2 separate regions of the Homo sapiens genome follow, and region 2 is linked to region 1. The links are chromatin loops, found by intact Hi-C in ENCODE. Cell type or tissue: GM12878. All regions are shown on one strand. Each heading gives the region's core, and the rest is flanking DNA. Links, peaks and the distances in the headings are about the cores only.

Region 1 (5,386 bases), core at 170-5,169:
CTATCAACTTACCTTTTACTCAATCCTGGCTGCTCATTTTAATTATCTAGGAGCCAGTGTTTAGCTGCCATCCCCAGAGATTCTGATTAATTAGCTTTGAGTGTAGCATGTGCATAGAGATTCTTTTAAGTTCCCTAGGTAATTCTAATGTGCAACCAAAGCTGAGAACCACTACAGAGAAATGCCTACAATGGTAGTGTATAGTAGGCGGAGAGCTTATGAAATGAGAAATGAAGTTAGGACCTGATGGGATTGAATAAAGTAATTTCTAAGATCACATCCAGCCTGATACTGTAACATTGAATGAGCCAAAATATGTTACCCTTTTTCAAGGAAATTTGCATTTAAAGAGGTCCATAGTACTCCAACAGTGCTAACCCTAAACAAATGAGTTCTGATTAGTATAATTTCATATCCCACAGTGCCTAGTGAGTGACATAGTTTGGAGCAGTTTTTAAATCATAGCGTGTAGCTAGCAGTCTATATTGTTCTTCCTCAACATAGGCCCAGGGGATGAGAGTTCCTTGAATTACACCTGAAACTCATATGGAGGCCTCTGACTCCCAACTTATTGGCAATGAGCTGTATTTGGGTTTGATTCAAAGTCCCAGGAGCTTTCTCAAGAATTATAGAGATGACTGTCCAGTGGATGTGGATAGCAATATGTAGTATGTATTTAGAGAGGAGGTGGGTAGGCGAACAAAAGTCAGAGCTAAATGTGGCTAAAGTAAAAGACAAAAGAGACAGAAATGGAGAGACAGAGAAACAGATGGAGAAAACAAAAAGAGATGGACAGAGATAGAGAAGCAGCAATAGAACACACACACAAGGGAGAAATAAGCAAGAACATGTGATCAGTAGTCCCCATTCCATTTGGCATCTAGATTTTTCTACAGAAATTCTCTTTTCTTCTTCAGAGCCTAACGAATGTCAGACAACATTCTAGGAAATATAACATTCATCATATATTTCCAGCCAGAAAATCCATCATGCTCCTAAAGATCCAGTGCTTCCAGCACTTCCAGTGTATCCATTTGAATCAGTGCTTTAGAGGGCAGATCTGTTGAAAATACAAACTATTTTGTGACCAGCCTGGCCAATATGGTGAAACCCTGTCTCTACTAAAAATACAAAATTAGCCAGGCGTCGTGGTCATCGCCTGTAATCACAGCTACTCAGGAGGCTGAGGCAGGAGAATCACTTGAACCTGGGAGGCGGAGGTTTCAGTGAGCCGAGATCGCGTCATTGCACTCCAGCCCGGGCAAAAAGAGACAAACTTCGTCTCAAAAAAAAGAAAAAAGAAAAAAGAAAAGAAAGAAACTACAAACTATATGTGGCTTTGGTTAAATCCAAACTCCACATGGGAATCCCCAAGCAACACATGTGGGATCTCAGAAGGCTGAAAAAATTTCTTCAGAATTCTGGAAAACAAAACCGCCTGGGAAAGGGTTCACTGTCATCCAGGACTCCAAATTTTTCATCCGTATATTCTAATCTTCTTCCCATGAAGTTGTATCTACATTTGGGGGCAGGCACGTGTCAAATAGACTGTCTAAAACACCAACCTCAGCCTAGAATTGGACTTTGGTCAATTTAAGAAGCAGAAAGGCTAGGTCTAAAGAAGTCTGACCTACCCAGAACTTCAAAGGTCTCTCATTGTTTTTTGACCATTTCCCATTGGATGCTTACTTATCACAATGTTTAGCTGGCAGAAACTCTGGCTTCAAGCCTTCTGTTTCACTGCACTTATGTCTCCCAGACATTTCTCATGTTTTTAAGTTTTCCCAGTGTGACCCGGAACTGGCTCCGTTTGTCTGCTCTTTCTTGTAGTCTTGACTTGACTTCAAATTTCTGAAGGCCCATGGATCACAGTTGCACTCTATCAAGTTCCCTAGCAGGGCAAAAATGTGAAGTCCTGAAATGTAACCCTAGAACAGCCCATACAAGAAACTCTTTGGGGTAACATTTCCTCTTCCACTTTGAGTAATTCTTTCTGACCCTGATACTACCCTGGGTCCTTAGAGATTCTTCTGAACTATGCCTTTAAAGATGTTCCCTTACTCTGCCTACTGGAGCTCAGTGTATACACAGTCCATTCAATTGGAGACTTCCTACCCGTAGCACAAACACATCAGAAGTTCAGCCAGTACATGCCAGTACAAGCTTACCTGTTATCTAGGGTTTGTGACAATTCTGAACGATCATATTTCCTGTCACTAGTTGGTGCTATTGTCATACCAAATAATTAATATTTTAAACTCTTACTAGTAACAAACGTTATGCCTCCTACTGAATAACTTAGCACACATTAAAACATTGGTGAAAATCTTTAGTCTTCAAAATTTTGCCTCCTAATATATGGATGCTCCACCTCAATCTCACACTCTTGGGAACAATAATCTCCTCTACTTCTACTCATCTTGATATGTGGCTCTCATATACCAAATTTCTTCAAGCCGTCCTGCTTTAATTTTCTTCCTTTTTTATTTTTATTTTTTCTGTTTTACAGTAGTACCTATTCACCATTTACATCAGTCTACCTGGTTTTCTGAAAACAATGTTTTTGGATTCCCCTCCGCCATACTCCAAAACTATGAATCTCCACAAAGGGTGGCCTTTCATCCGGGACTCTCAATATTTGATCCACATATCCTAACCCCCTCCCTCATGAAACCAAACAAGATTCTCTCTTAAGCATTATCACCTTTGAGTTACGAAATCCTAGAATGTCAGAGCTTCAGGGGGATCTTTAAGATAATCTACTCTAACCTTTCCATTTTCAAGAAGTGGAGAAACTGAGGCCTGGAAAGAGGGATGATGTTCTGTAAGAACCCATATAAATTATGTGAAATTTTTCTACCTGGCAGAGAACACTTACACTCATTGGGGTCTATTTGTCTACACTGACACAGGCTCATATCTTTCTTGTTTTTGCTTGTTTGTTTTAACGGCTTTATTTTGAGGTGCAATTCACCAATCTAAAGTGTACAAACTAAATGATTTTGGTATATCACTGATATAGTTTAGATGTTATTCCCTCAAAATCTCATGTTGAATTGTAATCCTCAGTGTTGGAGTTAGAGCCTGGTGGGAGGTGTTTGGGTCATGGAGATTGATTCCTCATGGTTTGGTGCTGTCCTTATGATAGTGAGTAAGATCTCACGAGCTCTGGTTGTTTAAAAGTGTGTGGAACCTCACTCCCCAACTCTCTCCCTTGCTTCTGCTCTCATCATGATACATGCCTGCTCTTCCTTCACCTTCTGCTATGAGTAAAAGCCCTCTGAGGTGTCCCTGGTAGCCAAGCAGTTGCCGGTGTCATGCTTGTGCAGTCTTCTGAACTGTGAGCCAATTAAGCTTGTTTTCTTTATGAATTACCCAGCCTCAGGTATTTCTTTACAGCAATACAAGAATGGCCTAACATAAAAAGTTGGTACCAAGAGTGGGGTATTGCTGAAAAGATACCTGAAAATGTGGAAGCAACTTTGAAACTGGGTAACAGGTAGAGGTTGGAAAGTTTGGAGAGCTCAGAAGAAGATAGGAAAATAAGGGAAAATCTTGAGCGCCTTAAAAACTAATTAAATCATGGAGACAAAAATGCTTATGTGATGTGAATGGTAAAGTCCAGGCTTATGAGATATCAGTCAGAAAGAAATGAAGAACATTTGGTGAACTAGATCAAACGTCACTCTTTTATGCCTTAGCAAAGAACTTGGCTGTATTGTGTTCATGTCCTAAGTATCTGTGAAACTTTGAACTTAAGAGTGATGACTTCAAGCATCTGTTGAATAAAAGTTTTTAACCAGCAAAGTGTTCAAGATGTGGCCTGTCTGCTTCTAACAAACTATGCTCAGATGTGAGGGCCAATCAGTGACTTAAAGTTGAAATTTATATTTAAAAGGTGAGCAGGCACATCACATGAGAAAAGCAAGAGCAAAAAGAGAGAGAATAGGGGGAGGTGTCACACTCTTTTACACAACCACATCTCATGGAAACTCATTCACTATAATAAGGATAGCACCATGCCAGGAGAAATCTACTACCATGATCCAAACATCTCCCAACCAGCCCCATCTCCAACGTTGGGGGTTACAATTCAACATGAGATTTAGAAGGGACAACACCTACATTGGGTATCACCTACATTGTTAATTTTTAAAAATTGTAGTAAATGTGCTTATACATTGGATACAAAATTAGACATTTTAACCAATTATAAGTGTACAATTCAGTGGCATTAATTACATTTATAAGATTTTGCCACTGTCACCACTATCAATTTCCAAGACTCTTTTACTACAAACAGGACTTCTGTACTAATTAAGCACTAAGTCCCCATTCCCCATTCTCTATAATTTTGCTAACCTCTAATCTACTTTCTGCCTCTATACATTTGCTTATTTTATGTGGTTCATACAAGTGGAATTATATAATATTTGTCCTTTTTTGTCTAGCTTATTTCACTTAGAACAGTGTCTTCAAGTTTTAGTCATGCTTTAGAAAATATCAGAACATTACTCATTTAATGGTTGAATAATATTCCATTGTATGTATATATCACATTTTGTTTATTCATTCATTTGTTGACAGACATTTGTGTTGTTTTAACCTTTTAAATAATACAAATAATAGTTCAATAAACATTGACATATAAGTATCTGTTCACATCTCTGCTTTCAATTTCTTTGGGTATACACCTAGGAGTAGATTGCTTTAATTTATAAATGGTAGTGATTTCCCCTAATTCATTTCTTACTTTGCTTATTGAGTCTTCTCTTTTTTTCATAGTCAATCTAGATAAAATTTGATCAATGTTGTTGATAGTTGCAAGGAACCAACACTTCATTTTTCCTATTTTCCTATTTTCTATTTTACTTATCTCTGCTCCACTCTTTATTATTTTATTCCTTCTACCAGTTTTGAATTGTTTGTTCTTTTTTATTTTATCAAAGTGTAATGTTAAGTTGTTGATTTGAGGTCTTTATTCTTTTAAATGTAAGCATTTATAGCTATACATTTCTAACCTAGGACTGTCTTCACATTATACCTAAGTTTTGGTATGTTGTGTTTTCATTTTCATGTGTTTCAAGATATGTCCTAATTTCTTTTGTGATTTCTTCCTTGACTGAATGGTTGTTTAGAAGTATGTTGCAGAAACCACGGAAAGGGCAAGATGGCCTACTAGACACAGCCAGGTGTAACAGCTCCTACCAAGGAACTGAGATGACTGGAGGTGCTCCTAATAGATCTCCAGAGAGAAGGCAACAGGAGTCGATGTAAGGAAGACACAGAAGCTCGGCTGAATTGGAAGAAAGCTGGAAACACTAGGCAGGGCTGCAGTACACCCAGACTTATTCCTGGTCAACAATGGCTCCATGGGAATAGGTGA
Region 2 (5,386 bases), core at 265-5,264, 210 kb after region 1:
TAAGAAATAAAATTCTATCATATTTAAATCACTCTGTTTTAGACATTTTCTGCTACATAGCTTAGTCTGTACCTTAATAAATGCAATGCCATTTTGTCAAGGGACAGCTGAGCTTGAGACATTCAATCCCTTGAGTAAATCCTGTAAAATTTAAGTCCCAGGGTAAATACTTCCAGCTAACTGAAAGAAGAGAGACAAAGATTAAGAGGGTGAAGGTGTGGGCAAGCTTTATTCCCTCCCTATATCAATATGGAAGCAGCAGTGAGCTAGAATTCATAAGAGCTGCATTATAGCCCCATCTCCCAAATCTGTTGGTATCACATTAGGAGACCTGAGATAAGAGTCTCCTCATCTCAGAATTTCAGTATTCTCATTTGCAAAATGTTTTTCTAAAAGTGTAATCTCTCCATTTATGAAGCCTTACCTGTCCTTCTCAGACTGGTTGTGCCATTCCCGTTCCCAGCTCCGGTCAGGGCAATAGTCCCACTCTACTTCTTCTGCCATGATATAGTAGATTCTTGCAGCTTGGTAGCGTTGGCGAGGGGTGGCTTGGTGGCCAGGACACTGGGAGACATTATAGATTGCCCTCATCCCTGCTTCTCGATGGCTGCCTGCCTGGCAATAAATCTCAAATGTCCCTGAGGGAGGATCAGAGAGAAAAATCTGACTCAGAACATCCCTGGGTAGTGCCTGGGGGATTTCCTGCCTTTCCCTAGGCATACTGCAGAAAAGAGTTAGTTTCAGATAGTCTCAGATAAGGCTCTTGCCTTAACTACACATAGATAAAAGAGTATTTAAAGTTTATTGAGAGTAATGGGCTCAAAGGTTAAGAGCTCCGGCTCCAAAGCTACATACACTGGGTTTATTAAAACTAAACTCTGCCGCTAGAATAACCAACTTCTTCCAGGGTGTTTCTAGTTTTAGCACTGTAAGTCCCATATTCCTAGAAACCCCTCAGTACTAGGCAAACTGCCATGGTTGGTAACCCTATCTTTCATTTATTATATATAAATCATATATATATACATATATAAAAATATATTATGTGTGTGTGTGTGTGTGTATATATATATATATATATATATATATGCACACATAAAACCTTGTGGCAATTGCTAAACCTCTGTGTTTTTCAGTTCCCTCATCAGTAAAATGAGGATTATTTTACTTTATTTGGTTGTTTTACAATTAAACACAATAATTTGTGAACAGTGCTTAGTATAGAACATATTCAATGTTCAGTTAAGTGATGCTATAAATAAGTAAATATAGCTGTAATAATTCTTATTCCAAGAAAAACATTGATGAGTTGTCTCCTATCAAGTACCAAAGAAATAAAGTAGACTTCAATAGTTAGGTAAAAAGAAAGAGAATGTCTTGATTGCAGAGGGATGCTTACCTAAGACAGCTTTAGAAGGTCCTTCACTCATTTTTTACAATGGAATGTGCAGGTAACAGTCTTAAATGTCTGTGTTGTGAAGTTGCCTGGACCAGATCTTAAGCTCCAAATTTCTAACTCAAGGATACTCAAACTCAATGTCGATCAAAAGAAGCTAAATTTCTTAGAACATTACTCTCATTGTTTCCTTACTTTGCTGCTCAGTGCTTATCCCATCACTACAAACTCTTCTTCCTGGCTTTCAAAGCCTTCTATGAGTTGGCACCAAACTACCAATCCAGTTCCACCTCCCACACATTGTCTCAAACTCAACTAGCACTCCAACTACATGGAACTCTGACTGTTTCTCTCACACATCTCATTCATTCCTACCTTGAAATCTTCATTCATTTTGTTATCCTCTTTCTGGAACTTACCTGCCCACCCCACCCCCAAGTATCTATGAGAGTCCACTCATTATCCAAGACTCAATTCATGTTTCTTTTCCAGAAAGCCCTCCCTGACTATTTTGGCCCAAATAGAGTTCTACATTCTTCACTTCTCCACCTCTAATGCACTTTATATCTAAACCACATGTTAAAGGGCTAAGTGCCCCTCTCTTTTAAAATGATCCCTTCTACTAGTTTATAAACACGTTGAAAGAAAGGGTCTACTCATTTCTTTCCACATCTACTTCTTCTATTTCCCTTACCACCGTTATCTATTGCATCAGTAAATCCTATCAGCAATTCCTTCAAAATTATTTTTTCGTTTAAACTGCCACTTCCCGAGTCCAAGCCACAAGCTTCTCTCACAGAGAAAACTGCAATAGCCTCCAAATTGTCCTTTCTATTTCTGAGGAGACCAGCTTTATGTCAAGTGTTTGTCAAACTCAGGACTAGGTTAATATTATTAAAGCGTTGAAGACACTTGTTCAAGGATGTTTTTCCCCCCAGATATGAATGAAATTTACAGGAGTAAAACAAAAGTTTAATAGGAACTGCGTGGAGCTGACAGGTTGTTCTTACAAACACTATTGCCATCTAATGGCTGGAAAAAAAAATACACCATAGGGACTAAAGAAAAGATAACTGCTCTATTATGAAATTCTAGAAATACATAGAATCTGAAGAAACATTATAGTCAAATATCTTCATAAAAGGAAGAAAAAGGATATAGAGGGAAGGAGAGATGGAGGGAGGACAAAAGGACAGAAGGAAGGAAGGCAGAAAGGAAAGAATCAAGGCAGGAAATCTAGCTAGAGAGAAGGGAAGTAATTAGACCAAAGTTACGCAGCAAGTTAATGAAAGAGCCTGAACTAGGGCTCCTGTGTTCTGATTTCCAGGCTGAAATTGTTACATCACCACACACACACACAAACACACACACGGGGTGGCAGGGGGCAGAGGGTGGGGCGCATCATGGGTAGAAAGAGAAAGAGAGAGGGAGAGATCAGAAATGAGTCTGTAGAAAGCCTCACAGAATATCAATTTGATAGCACTTATAAGTGCATTTTATTGACCTTCCTCCCAATAAAAGTACTGTACCTATAAAATCTCTGTGTTGTCAAGTCCACTCCCTGCCATATAAGAACTTCACTAAAGCTGAGCAACATCCCAACTTCCCTTCTGTTGTTCCAGAAAAGAGCTTCCTCCACCTTCTACTAACTATTCTGCCTGCAGCTGAGTAGGGAATCCAAGTAACCAGAACATGGAGAGCACATTGAAGAAGAAAAAGACAAGTGTTTTTAAAAACTTCCTAGAACCCTTAACATGCCTATTATTTTCTCTTCACCATCCCTCCCTCTTCCCGACCCCATTCCTGGCCCTATACCCAACAAAGCCTCTAGGGCCAGCTGCTAAGGCACTTACCAAGGTTGTCAGGCTGCATGATGGCCATGACAAAGGTATGAGGAAAGAGCATAGCTGCACCCTTCCTCATGCCCTGAAGCTGCACAGTGTTGCCCTGGAACATGACTCCATGCACATCAGTCTCTGTGCCCAGGCCGAGCAGGTGCCAGGCCACTGTGTCACCCTTGCACATGTCCAGCCTGGGCAGGTTAGAGAACAGAAACCCATTAATGGCTGGAAAACAAAAACACAAGACAAGGTGGGGAGATGAGACCAGACTACTCCAGCACTGGCCAGGAGCATGGCATCAGCTATGTACTATGGTTTCACACAACTTGAAACTGCTGAGTCATCCTCAACACCTCTGCCTTCCTCTCTATGCCACTTTAACTCTACTCGTGAATATCTCTGTCTTTGGGATGAGTGCTCAACTGTCCTTTCTGGCCTCACCTCCACCATGATCCACATCCTGACAACATTGAACTATTCTCCACTACCAAACACACACACACACACACACACACACACACACCAATCTCTCCTATTCCCTATTTCTTGAAACTCTCCTTCCTTGGTTTCTGTGGCAACATACTTTCTGGTCCTTTTACAACCACTCTGATTGTTCCTTTTCCATATAGATCTCATTTTCCACGCCCCCATACGTGTTGGGGATCTGAAAATTCCATCTTCAGCTCTCAACCTGTTTCCTCCTCTTCATCTTCACTGCTACTGCCCTGGTTCTGGCCCTCATCCTCCCTGGCCTGAACTAAAATAGCCTCCTCTCTGGTACCCCTACCTGCAGTCTGTCCTCCCATCCTCTTCCATACACACACACACACACACCATTGTCCTGTGAGCTCTATTTTTCTCTGCATTACCAAAGCTTTAAATATTGTAGGTGCTTTGATAATACCTGTTGACTTTTCACATGATTTCCTCTTTCTGGAATAAACTTCCCTTATGGTCTCTTTCTATGGCATCCTACCACTTACCTGTCGTATCTTCGTTCAGCTATACTTTACTCTCTCTTCGATCCATGAAAATTTTATCCCACAAAATTCTGCAGTATCAGTTGCCATGGATTGTAACTGATATACTTTCTGGTGATTTACTTACAAATCTATTTCCTGCACTGGATTGACATAACAGGAAGCATATCATTTTTTTTCTATATCTATGTGACTGCCTGAGCACCTAGCACATTACCTAGTACCAATTAGGCGCTCAGTAAATTCTAACTGGAATGAACTTTGCTCATGAGATGGTTTTACTTTTTCCAAATGATGAAACTAACTAGTAATGGGAATCAAGAGATGGAGCATTTCAAGTGAAGGGAACAGCACTGCAAAAGCATGAAATCAGCATGTTCACAAAGAAAAATAGCCCCAGTTGGCTGGAGTATGGGGGGGGGGGACCCAAGGTACTAAAATATAAGGAAGAGGGGAGATAAGATTGGAAAGGTATCATCTGGCTTATTCTTCACAATCTCTTGTAGATTTCTTGTGCACACCCTCATTTTGCAGTACTTTCTTCCAGTTTCCCCCATACTGTGTAACACAGGACACAGCACCCAAAGGTACTAAGTATAAGATCTGTTGTGTTCGGTTGAGCCTCTCAATCTAGCTCGCCTCTTGGACAGAGATGACCAATAAAATCAGTGTTTTCAGGATTGGTCATGATTACGGTTAAAGTTAGATTTTACTTGGGACCCTCAATTTAGCCCAGGGCAAAAGTACTCCCCATACCATGCATCCGATTGGAGTCTTGGAAGCCCTCAATATCCTCTGAAAGCAGTCGGAAATCCAACATAGCAGCTGCTTGATTGGCATTGCTGTACCAGCTCTTGTTCTCATCCAACACAGTGAAGAGAAGAAAGAATTCTTTATCCACCCCTTTCTGCAGGCCCAATAGAAGAAAGTAGAGGGAATAATGACAATAGTTTCAGCAGTTGTAGACTGTGTCGTTACAGATCAAGGGATGCCAGATTCTTTCCCATTTCCTTTTCCCATTTTGAGACCATACCTCCTATCCAGAGCTGCAGCAGTTTTTCCTTAGGTAACCTCAAATTGCAGATGAGAGAAGAATGTCACAATAAAAGTACAAGCCTGACAGGGAAGACTGTATGAAAGTGGGCAGGGAAGGAGCATAGGATAAGAAA

What was found. A loop is a pair of places that touch in the nucleus more often than their neighbours do. Peaks named below come from ENCODE experiments on the same cell type or tissue, not always from the same donor. Only the 100,000 strongest peaks of a DNase experiment are listed, where the experiment ranks them.
Region 2: a loop joins it to region 1, with 10 times the contacts of the local background. A loop is called at or near these places in 3 of 110 quality-filtered maps.

What each region holds. Positions count from the first base shown.
Region 1 is chrX:66,405,418-66,410,803 of GRCh38, reverse strand. No RefSeq gene overlaps it. Among named protein-coding and RNA genes, the nearest start is that of EDA2R, 230 kb to the left of the region's middle. In GM12878, for the core only: a CTCF peak has its summit at 2,211; a DNase peak (open chromatin) is centred at 2,173.
Region 2 is chrX:66,198,616-66,204,001 of GRCh38, reverse strand. HEPH (hephaestin) reads right to left here. Exons shown (of 21, transcript NM_001367233.3): 11 at 4,974-5,124; 12 at 3,250-3,462; 13 at 425-638. Among named protein-coding and RNA genes, the nearest start is that of HEPH, 37 kb to the right of the region's middle. In GM12878, for the core only: a CTCF peak has its summit at 2,423 (motif pointing left); a DNase peak (open chromatin) is centred at 3,551.